Regions from separate parts of the Mus musculus genome. Here region 2 is linked to region 1. The links are chromatin loops, found by intact Hi-C in ENCODE. Cell type or tissue: heart. All regions are shown on one strand. Links, peaks and the distances in the headings refer to the core of each region. The heading gives the core; the rest is flanking DNA.

Evidence for each region. Hi-C counts contacts between places; a loop is a spot of excess contacts. Peaks named below come from ENCODE experiments on the same cell type or tissue, not always from the same donor. Only the 100,000 strongest peaks of a DNase experiment are listed, where the experiment ranks them.
Region 2: a loop joins it to region 1, with 2.4 times the contacts of the local background. A loop is called at or near these places in 1 of 42 quality-filtered maps.

What each region holds. Positions count from the first base shown.
Region 1 is chr8:36,156,992-36,162,374 of GRCm38, forward strand. Gm38414 (predicted gene, 38414) reads left to right here. Exons shown (of 4, transcript NR_151736.1): 3 at 2,756-2,855; 4 at 2,940-4,043. Among named protein-coding and RNA genes, the nearest start is that of Gm38414, 3.7 kb to the left of the region's middle. In heart, for the core only: no CTCF peak of the experiment used is centred there; a DNase peak (open chromatin) is centred at 2,320; H3K27ac peaks cover 1,810 bases.
Region 2 is chr8:35,880,814-35,886,196 of GRCm38, forward strand. 5430403N17Rik (RIKEN cDNA 5430403N17 gene) reads right to left here and starts at 2,144. Exons shown (of 3, transcript NR_046181.1): 1 at 2,040-2,144. In heart, for the core only: no CTCF peak of the experiment used is centred there; DNase peaks (open chromatin) are centred at 1,138 and 2,528.

The DNA.
Region 1 (5,383 bases), core at 309-5,308:
CTCACTTCTGCCAGCCAGGTTGCCCCTTCTAAGTCCCACAGGTTTCAAAGGGTTGAAAAAAAAAGAACTCATTGCTTAGTGTTACGGGAAATATTTTTAAAAATGCTCAAGGAGGGCATTCAGATTCAACCCAGAACAAATATGTTAGGACGGCTCTGACGGTCAAATGGTTACAGATGATAACTGATAAACAAATGATTCCCCACAAGCCATACCAGGTTTGCAGTGGACAGAGTGCCTTCGTGTGCTTTGTGTCCCTCAATCCCCCTTGGTCTGACAGCATCCCTACATGGTAGCGGGACAATGAGCCCCAGAGGAATTGAATTGCCAGAGAGTCCCATGGTAAGTGGTGAGGCTCAGCCAGAGATGAGGTCTTCCATAATCAGATCCAGCATCATCGTTGTTTCTGACAAGACAGCACACTCCTCAGGACCCACAGACCCCTGTCCTCATGCTAAAGTTGCTCCTTGTTTTTCTCGTCTTGGGCAGCTTCCACTGCAAGGATGACACTGTGACCCTAGCATTTAGGGAGTTAAGGCAGGAGGCTTGCTATGAGTTCAAAGCCAGTCTAGACTGAAGAGAAGACCCTATCTCAAAATAACAACCGAACATTAAGCTCAGATGAGATTTTATATTTTGTTAGGCATGTCGTGCCAACACCTATCTTTCTGAAGCAAACGGCACTGAGATGAACAAGAGAGATGACAGCATACCCAGGAAAGCTTCTTTCTGAAAGGAGAAAGTCCTGTTATACAGCCCAGGCTGGCCTTGAACTCATGATCTCCTGACTCAGCTCCTAAGCTGTTATGGAAAATATTAAATATTTTTACTATTTTTATTGTTAATATTTTATATTTTATTTTTAATATTTTATATTTTAAAATATTTTTTAATATTTCCTGTAACACTAAGCAATGAGAACATAGAAGTGCTGCACCATGCCCAGTTCACACGCTACTTTTATTAGAACCATTTTCGTTTTGTTTTGTTTTGTTTTGTTTTGTTTTGTTTTGTTTTGTTTTTCTAATGATTCTACTAACTTCACGGATGACCTTCCCTCTGGTACCTTGAAGAAACAAAGTTCTCTCTTGGACCGACTCCTCCACCGGAGCCCCTGTTCTGCCACTGTACCTTCTTCCTGTTCTGAGACCCTGTATAGCCTTGTGGGCTGGGTGAGATAGCTCAGCCCTGCCAGCCCCTGTATCAGTCTCTGCTTCTATATTTCCTTACACCCTTGGCAGCAAGCCTGAATTCAAACTGCCTCGATGCCACAGTCAGCTTCCTGAGCATCTCTGCTCTGCCCTCCCCCCCCCCCCCAGGCTTCTCTGTGTTCGACTCCAAGTAGGATGGGAGACCACGTGGTTTCTTTGCCCGGCATGTACGATATGCACAATTTTGCTGCCCACCAAACAGGCTATCTGAACAAAGAGGGGGGGGGGGAGAGAGAGAGAGAGAGAGAGAGAGAGAGAGAGAGATATCCTTGTGCTGTCTAAGCTGTCTGCTTTGTGATCTACACCATGAGATTTTTTTCCGCTGGAAATCTTAGTGTTATTACTATGCTGAACTTGCTGGATGCTCCTGGCTATGCTCAGACTGTCCCAACTCTCCTAAATATAACCATCCTGGTGCCACTAAACCTGGGTGAGTTCAGAATGCAGAACTTTACGCTGAGAGACATGCTGGACCAGACAGAGACAAAACCTTTAAATATTGTCATTTTAAAGGAATATTGTCATTTTAAATGACCGTTCCCAGTTCAAGAAAACAAAACCCATGTATGAGTTTCCCCAGATTTGGATTTGCATTAAAAGACACACTTTTATTTCTCGGCAGTGACTTGTGCTTTCTTTCAGAGCCCCTCACTGTTCGTTTTTACAAAAGGAATTTGGTTTTCTCTGGCTTCCTGGGACTCCCCGTGCCCTTAAACTGCAGTCGGCAGCGGAGTTCAGACTAACTGCTTTCGTTCCCATTTCTGGTCTTCAGGCCTGTCTGTCACAACGAGCTAAACCCAAACAAACCATTCCAGGGGCCCCCATAAAGCCACGTGAGAGCTATGACAGGAAGAGAGTGGTTTCAGAAACTACTTTGAAGGGACCAGAGTAATCTCTTTAGCCCAGAGCCCTGAAGATCCTGTTGCCAGAAGTACGGATATGATAGCTCAATTCCCCCGCACTCAAGCTTCTTCCTCCTCCTCCTCTTGCTTCCAAATAAATAGCTCTCTGGGGCAGTGATGTCTACATCAAAAGCCACTTGTCACTCAGTGGCCTTCCCAGATGGGAAAGTGTTTGTTTTGGCTGAGAATGACAATTTTCTCTGCATCCGGAGGTGGACTCTCTCGCAGGCCTAAGCAGGGTAAGGTTGCAGCTGCCAGTTCTTCCCAGCTGCCATCCCCCAGAAAGGTCAGAGGAAGTAAAGACAATGAAGGCCGGCTTCCCCAGAGCATGCGTGCATAGGCACAAACGCACGAACCTAGAACTGGAGACTCCCAAAACGGAGCAGAACCTGCTGGCTGAGAAGGCCTTTAATCTCATCTCTGGAGTCTAGTTAGCAACATCAGTGCTTGGCAAACTCTGAGATCTTGATAGAGGGTGAGTACACACATGGAGATCAGAGGACAATTTGTGGAGAGCCCTTGCTTGCCCATTTTGTTGCGGCAAGGTCTTGTTTCTGACACAGAGCAGGGTAGTACCCGACTAGCTGGTAGTTCACACGCTTCTAGATGATTCTCTTGTCTGCACCTCCCTTCTTGTTATAGGAGGAATGGGATAATGGATACCTGCCTCTACAATCAAGCTTTTAGGTCAGTTCTAGGAATTGAACTACAAACAACAGTAACAACAGACACCACTCGTGAGGTAAAATATCCAAATCTTAACTGTTTAACCACTTCGTGCATCCAGAAGACTCCTAAGGAAATGTATTTTCATTCATGTTTGTAGAACATGCCAACCCTGGAGGTCGTCATGTCTTGCCTGGAGATCGTCTTGCCAGTCACGCATCACAATGAGATGACTGTCTGATGTTCTCTGAGGCCTTAGCAGTTGTGGCTATTTTGGTTGATAAAGACTGTGGCTTTGTTTAGTTATTAAGAGCTGTAATAATCTTGGCAAGTTTTCTGAAATCCCTTTTGACACCCCTCAGACACTTTCAGTGGGGTACCACATGACCTCAGTATTCTTAGTGCAAAATACATTTGCCCATCCCACAGTTTATGGGTATCTGGATTTGGCAAAATGATTATGATTTCTATGCATTTATGTGACATATTTTCTTTTATTATTATCTTTAATTGAAAATTCCTACCATGTAATCTGATTATGGTTTTCCCTCCCCCATCTCCCGAACCATCTGACTCTCCCCCATCTCTCTCTCCCTCCCTTTGTTTTTCTCTAGAAAACAAACCAGAATAAGGACAGACAGACAGAAATATGGAAGGAAAGAAAAACATTGACAGAACACAAGAAACACACACATACAAACAAAATCCACAAAAACACGGAATCAGAAGATATAATATGCAAGAAAAAGACAACTAAGATAAAAGGTGCCCTAACAAAGCAATATGGAACGAACAAACAAACAAACAACAAATAAAAAATCAAGTTTTGTGTTTGTGTGTTCGCCATCTACTCCTGAGCATGGGGTGGGGGTGCCCTTAAATGTGCCTTATATATCTAGTGAGACTCCATTGAAGAAAATGAATTGTTATCGATCACTTCTGGGTTAGATCCATTTCCCTTCTCACTATTGGACTCTGTCTAGCTTGAAGCTGTGCAGACCCTATGCATGCCTCCATGCATTATTCTGTGTGTCCATGGCTTTTTCCTTTCAACTATCAGGTGACAGTCCATTGTATGAATGCAGCATAGTTTCCAGTGTTCATTCACTTTTTCTTTTTTAAGCTGGTAGACAAAAACAAATTGTGCCCATTACTTGGGTACCGTGAGTTATCTGATACATGTGCATATTGTGCTGGGATCAAATGACATTAAGGAAATGTATCTCATTAAACAGCCATTACTTCCTTATGGAGAAAGCATTTGAAATATTTTCTTGCAGCTTTTTGTTTTTTCCCTTTTGGAATAGTACATTGTATGTAACCTATCATCGATAGCAACAGTTACAGTCCTCATCATCTTTTGATGAACTCTGTGGCTTCCAGTTTAATGTTTCAATAGGTAAGATGGCCGGGAGCACTCACAGGGAGCACTCACACACACACACAAAGTTTAGTTAGATGTATGCCTTCTTTTCTCCTGGTAAACACATAACAGTAGATAGAATAGGCTTCCAGAGTGGGTGTTAACTGAGCTTTTTAGGGCTTGTGATCGTTTGTATATGCTTGGCCCAGGGAGTGGCACAATTAGAAGGTGTGGCCCTGTTGGAGTAGGTGTGTCACTGTGGGTGTGGGCTTTAAAACCCTCATTCTAGCTGCCTAGAAGCCAGTATTCTGCTCGCAGCCTTCAGATGAAGATGTAGAACTCTCAGCTCCTCTTGTACCATGCCTGCCTGGATGCTGCCATGTTCCCACCTTAATAATAACAGACTGGACCTCTGAACCTGTAACCCAGCACCAATTAAATGTTGTCCTTATAAGAGTTGCCTTGGTCATGGTGTCTGTTCACAGCAATAAAACCCTAGCTAAGACAGGGCTTTATAAAATACTGCATACTTGCATGCAGCATGTTAAAGTTGTTTTATTTTGTTTTGTTTTTTATTTTAACTTTATAAACCTTTATCTGTATTGGGTGTGTGGGTGAAAGGGGCCAATTTCTGGTGATCTATATAAGAAACAGTCATAGAAATGATACAAGCGTTTTCACTTTCCTGTTCCATATCACAAATCATTTTTGGTTTGGTTTGGTTTTTTCACAAATAACAGGTAAACTAATTTACCTTCCTAACCAAAGTTTTGTCTTACTGGTCTTCACACCTCCAAATTCTTTGTTCTTATTATCATTGGCCTCTGTTGTGACCCCCAGCTCTTCCATGAATGTCTTCGGGTAATAGGGAAAGAGGAAGCCAGGGAGGTAGTGAGCCAAGAACCTCAGACTGGGATGACAATAGGAAGGGGCTGTCAAAAGCACCCAGGGCCAATTTCCAGACTTTGATCAGTGTTTCTGCCTAAGCATGGCTTACTTACAACTACTTATGACCGGATCAAAAGATAGTTTTCTATCTCACAGATCACTTACTGTAATCATGGGAATATGCCTGGCTTTCATAATCATTCTGCTTAAAAAAAATCAGTCTGGAAGTTACATTGGAAAGTAATTGCTTATATATTTTCCAGTTTCACAGCCCTCTTAAGACTCTTTTAGAGGTACAGCTTCTGTCTTCCTAGCAGTGACACTCTCCTGTCATAAAAGGTGAAGGACTTTAT
Region 2 (5,383 bases), core at 230-5,229, 280 kb before region 1:
CAGTGTGACACCTGAGTGTGCCCACTGCTATGCTCACATTCAAGTGGAGAAAGGGCTGGGTGGTGGGTGGCTCAGAAGAGTGGGATTTCTCGCTTTGGGAAGAGGACTGTCATAGTTACTGCCCTATTGCTGTGAAGAGACACCATGACGAAGGCAACTCTTAGAAAAGGAATCATTCAATTAGGGACTAGCTTACAGTTTCAGAGGTGTAGTCCTGTTATCATCATGGCAGCACACATGATGCTGGAGTAGTAGGCTGAGTGCTACATCCTGATCCATAGGCAGAGAGAGAGAGAGAGAGAGAGAGAGAGAGAGAGAGAGAGAGAGAGAACCACACCTTCTAATTCTCAAATAATACCACTGGTGATAACAGTACAAATACATGAGCTTATATTGGGGGGGGGGTGCTATTCTCATTCAAAGTACCAGAAAGACTGTGGAGAAGTCCCCTCCATGTTGCACATATTTTATTATTTGAAGACAGAACCCATTGGGGCTCTGTTATAGAGCTCTGTAACCTTCATCTTTCCTTTCTGGAGATGGTACCCTTTTTGAGAAAGCAAATATGAAGGGCTAAGACAGAAGGATATGAGGAAAGGGAGTTAGGGAACCTCAAAAAAGTGTAGATACTAAGCCCTTGATCCTTGCATTCATCAACCAAATCAACCAAATCAAAATTCCTGAGTGGATGGAGTCCTTGCCTAGCATGTGTGTGGTTCCAGGGTTTATTTCTCATTGCCCAAACTATTTACAACATTTCACACCTCTCTGTATTTTTCAATACCACACTACTGTTTGCTTCCAGCTGATGGCTTTCTCGGGTCTCCTTCATATCCAGGTTCTACTTATGAGTCTGGATGGAGAAGGAAGACATTGGTTTTGTCTACATATTGTGGGGGTGGGGAGAGAGGGAAGTTTCACTTGAGTATCATTTGGGGAGGAGGTGATATCAGATGTAGTGGCATTGCCTCATGGAACTTTCTCCACCTCACTGGAACCAGCACGGTGTGAATGGCCACCCATTAAAAGCTAGAGGAGGGACTGACCCCAGAGTGGAACTGTAAGGGAATCAGACCAGCACTGCCACACCCTCTCCTATTCCCCCAGGAAGATGTGGGAGGAAAAACCTGAACACAAAGGGTTGTGTGCACATCTGGGAGTTGGAAGGATGCTGGCTAGAGGCGGGGTGGAAGGAAGGTGAGGCAGCTGTGACTCACTCTGAAAGAATGGGGGTGTTGGAGCTTATACATTGTCAAGGACTAGAAAACGAACTCAGATGACCTTAGATTTAGCTAATGGGAACATTGATTTCCTTTATGAAATTCAGCCAAATACATTTAACTTCTACTTCAACATTGCCAGCAAGTATTTTTCAGTTCTTATCGTAAAGTCCGTTTTTCTTCCCCACTGGGTCACTGTTTGATTTCATACCCTAGGACATATTTTACATACCAAAGCAGACCTGGTGTCCATGTTCTCCCAGCATCCCTCAGTCCCTACATGGCATGCCCTGCTCCCAACCCGGAACTTTTCAGCCCAGTGACTGGGCTGCCCTTCTGTCAGAGGCTCTTCCCTATGTAATCCAGACATTTTGGTCTCTCCTTTCTCTCCTTCTCTTTCTCTGAGTTTTCTCTTCCCCCTCTGCTCTCTTTCCCTTTCCATGGTGACTTTTATGGCCTCAGTCATTGGGGCCAGTGAACACACCTGACAGCAGCTTTGCAATAAACCTGTGTTTGTGTATATATATATATATACACACACACACATCTAAATCTGACTTTAATTGGCTAATTTCACCAAAGGAGAAATAGCATGTCACTCGCCTTTGGAGTTTTTTAGCTGCCCCTTTAAAAAAACTTCATCCAGTGATAATGTCTTAATTCAACAAGGTACCCAGCTGTTAATTATACTGCTCATAAACATGTCTTCCTTTCCTTTTCAGAGAAATGAAGGGAAAATGATGACCATCCTCCTTCTAGAGTCAGCCTTATAGCACAGCTGTGTGCATTCCCCCTCGGGCCACCTGCCCCCAGGCTTACCTGTCCACCCAGCATTCAGCGAAGCCCAGTGTTACCATTGTCAGCAGCAGAAAGTTGGAAGAACTAACTCAGTTAACAACACAAAGGGAAAGCAGATTCTTTGTTAGCTCTCCTGGCTGTGTTGCATCATAATTACAGTTTTATGCAGCCTCCGAATTCTTTTTATTCCCCTTAGGCGACGACGGCGTGGAAAGCAAACGTTTCTTTCTTTTTTCTTTTCTTTTTTTTTTTTTTTTAATGTTTCAGTGTTAATACGTGTACAGACCCTGTGAGCTGACAATTATTAGCAAATAAAGAATAGTTTATTATCTAACCTAGTTATTGTGGTCATATTTCATATCACAACAGGACAGTTTCACTGTCCTTCTTCCAAGGAGGCTGTAGGGGAAAAAAAAAACCCACATCTCGGTAGTTTGAGAGATGGGATGCAGTGAGCGTCCCTGGCTGCCTGCCATTTCCCTTCTCCTGCTCCCATCCACCCCCCACCCTAATGAATATTCAGCCTGCATCCTTCCACCGGGAGCCTGAATTGGATGCTTCCTGTTTTTCTTACCAAAGATTGACTGTTGTCCTGGGGGAAAGGGATTGTTTATGAGGATTTGCAGCTGGGAAGTCCTGTTTGTTTATTTATTTATTTATTTTAAAATTATGATCCTGACCCTGGAGACAACATATATTTCATAGTTTCCAGTAGTGCCTTGTGTGTTTGGACAGGTTGGTTACTGCTGTCTGCGCCTCCTTTTGTCATGGTGAGCAATTCAAAGGCAGGCAATGGCACTTATTAATTCCTTTCTTTAGGGTGCCTACCACAATGCTCAGATCAAAACAGAAGCTAAGTCAAATTTGTTAGATGAATAGGCATTCCTAAATCTTCTAGAAAGAGGCAATCTTAATCATCCAGCCATAAGGCTAAGAAAAGGGGAAGGTGAGATAATACTCGTGTGTGTGTGTGTGTGTGTGTGTGTGTGTGTGTGTGTGTGTGTGTGTCTGTGTGTCTCTGTGTGTGTGTGTGTGTCTGTGTGTGTGTGTGTCTCTGTGTGTGTGTGTGTGTCTGTGTGTGTGTGTTCTTTTCTTTCTGGCAAAGCTTTGAATACAATGGCATACTACAGGGGTTCAGTTTTTTTGTGTGTTTGTTTTCCTTTCAACAGTGGGTTTTTCCATACTTCGCCTGGTGTTTCTTACAGGTGTGCTTTGCTGCATGGTAAGTCTGTGGATAACAAGCTGCATGGTTTGTTGTGTGGTTGGCAAATTATTAGCGGATGTTAGGTACACCCTTGCTCCTTGTTACGGGGTAGCCTGGGACATTATAGAAAGTTGACAATCCAGTGATGGTTTGGTTGTTTTACAGAACTTATGGGTGAAAGCATATTTGAAGGTATGATTCCACTGAAGTCGTTTACAGGCAAGTGAGCACGGGCTATTTAAGACAGATAGCCTTTTAGTGGATGATTTAGACTTCTTCGGAGGGAAGGTCTGGAGGCCTTTCAGAGCTGAAAGATCCTGGAGTCGGCTGAGCTGTTAAGGATGGTGTTCACACTTGTCATCTGGGAGAGGAGATATAAACACTTTTTTCTTTTTTCTTTTAAGGCTTTAAATGCACATTATAAACATGAATCCTTAAACTAAATCCAGCAAATAGATACAATTAGCATTTACCAAAAACACTTTAATGGCTTCCTGCTGGCCAAGGAATGAATCCCCAGGTTGTCTCTGCCTTCAGTTCCACCCTTTCTGGAGCACCAATCTCCAGTTACAGAGAACTAATATAGGTTTTGAGCTTCCCAGGAATTCTCTTCCCTTTAGGCCTCCGTCTACAGGACTACACTGGTCCTTCCACAAACACTTCTCCGTGCCCACCATCCCTCCCAACTCTTGGCCCTCCTCTGCATACAGAAAGTGTACGGTCCTCTCCTGGCAACAGCTTCCTGATTCCTACCCCCCCCTTTGGGTGCCTTGCTGTTGCCAAGAGACCGAGAGCTCCCAGCACAAACATTTTCAGAATAACTGCAGCTTTTCTGGTTATTTTAGATATAATTTTTAAAAAGTTGAGTTCAGGGCTGTTCTTCTCGAGGTGCTCACGGGTGTCTTTCTGTTTAAATGTTTGAACTGATACAGGGTCAGAAGGAGCTGTCAAAGTTGTTTAGAAGGAGAGGCCAGAGTAAGCTTGTGCAACTTCTTGAAGTGCAGCTCAGTCTACTTTTGTTAAACCATCTTAGCCATCCAAGGAAAAAGCACACCATGCTGCCATCTTGGATTTCTTTTTCTTCTTCTGGATATTTTAACATAACTACTAGTAGCTTGACCATACCAGATTCCATTATGAGAAATTACTAGGATATTGCATGACCTTTCTGATTATACTATAAACTGTCTCTTGCATAGTATTGCTTCAGTGCTTCAGAAGGAACTGGCTTATGACAGTGTGGTTTTAATCATGTTAGATGTTTGTTATGCTTAATAATGTCTGAATCAGGAGTGCAGAAAGAGAGTAGATACAGAAGACCATGCCCTGTTAATGTGATAATAACTCTCAGGAGTTCAGTGTTCCTATTGTACATTGGGCAGTGGGGACATTGTCGGCTTCCTCATAGGGTGATTGGGAAGGGTAGAATGTAGTCACTGGTTTTTGTGTGTGTGTGTGTGGGGGGGCTGTTAACAAACATCAGACAGAAACAGGTCACAGAGAGGAAATATTTACCTTGGCTCACAGTTTCAGGGGGATTTTGTCGACTGTGGCTGTTGCCATTGATTTGGGGCCTACAGTGTGGCAGGACAATCTTAGCAGCAGGAACATGTGGAACAGAGCCCTTAAACTCACGGCAGCCAGGAAGCCCAGAAAGACAGGTTTCTAGAAGGGGCAAGAGAAAGATCTATCCACATCTTTCTCTTTGATATCTAAGAACATCACTCCAGGGCCCCACTTCCTCCAACGAGGAGTCAGCTCCTCCCTGTTATCGCCTCCCAATAATGCTGTCATTGTTAGACTCCCTTCATTGCATTGTATTGTGTGAGTGCAAAGGATTCATCTATTAGGTCCAACTAGGCCCAAGGACCTGTCTCTAGAAACATCTTCACAGACACACCCACAGCTCTATTTCTCTCATCTGGGCATTTATCTTAGTCCAGTCAAGTTGATTAATCAAGATTCACCACCACAGAGTGTGTCTGGTGTTACCTAGGCCTCAGAGTTAAAAGCTCAGCAAAGGTTAGCTATTATCTCATTGTATACACCAGAGGTGCCCTCTAGACTTCTGCACTGGTCAGATTAACCTCTACTGGGTACCTCAACAGTTATAGTGGTTACAGGACAGTAAATTAATGTCACTGCTTTCCCTTCCTATTAG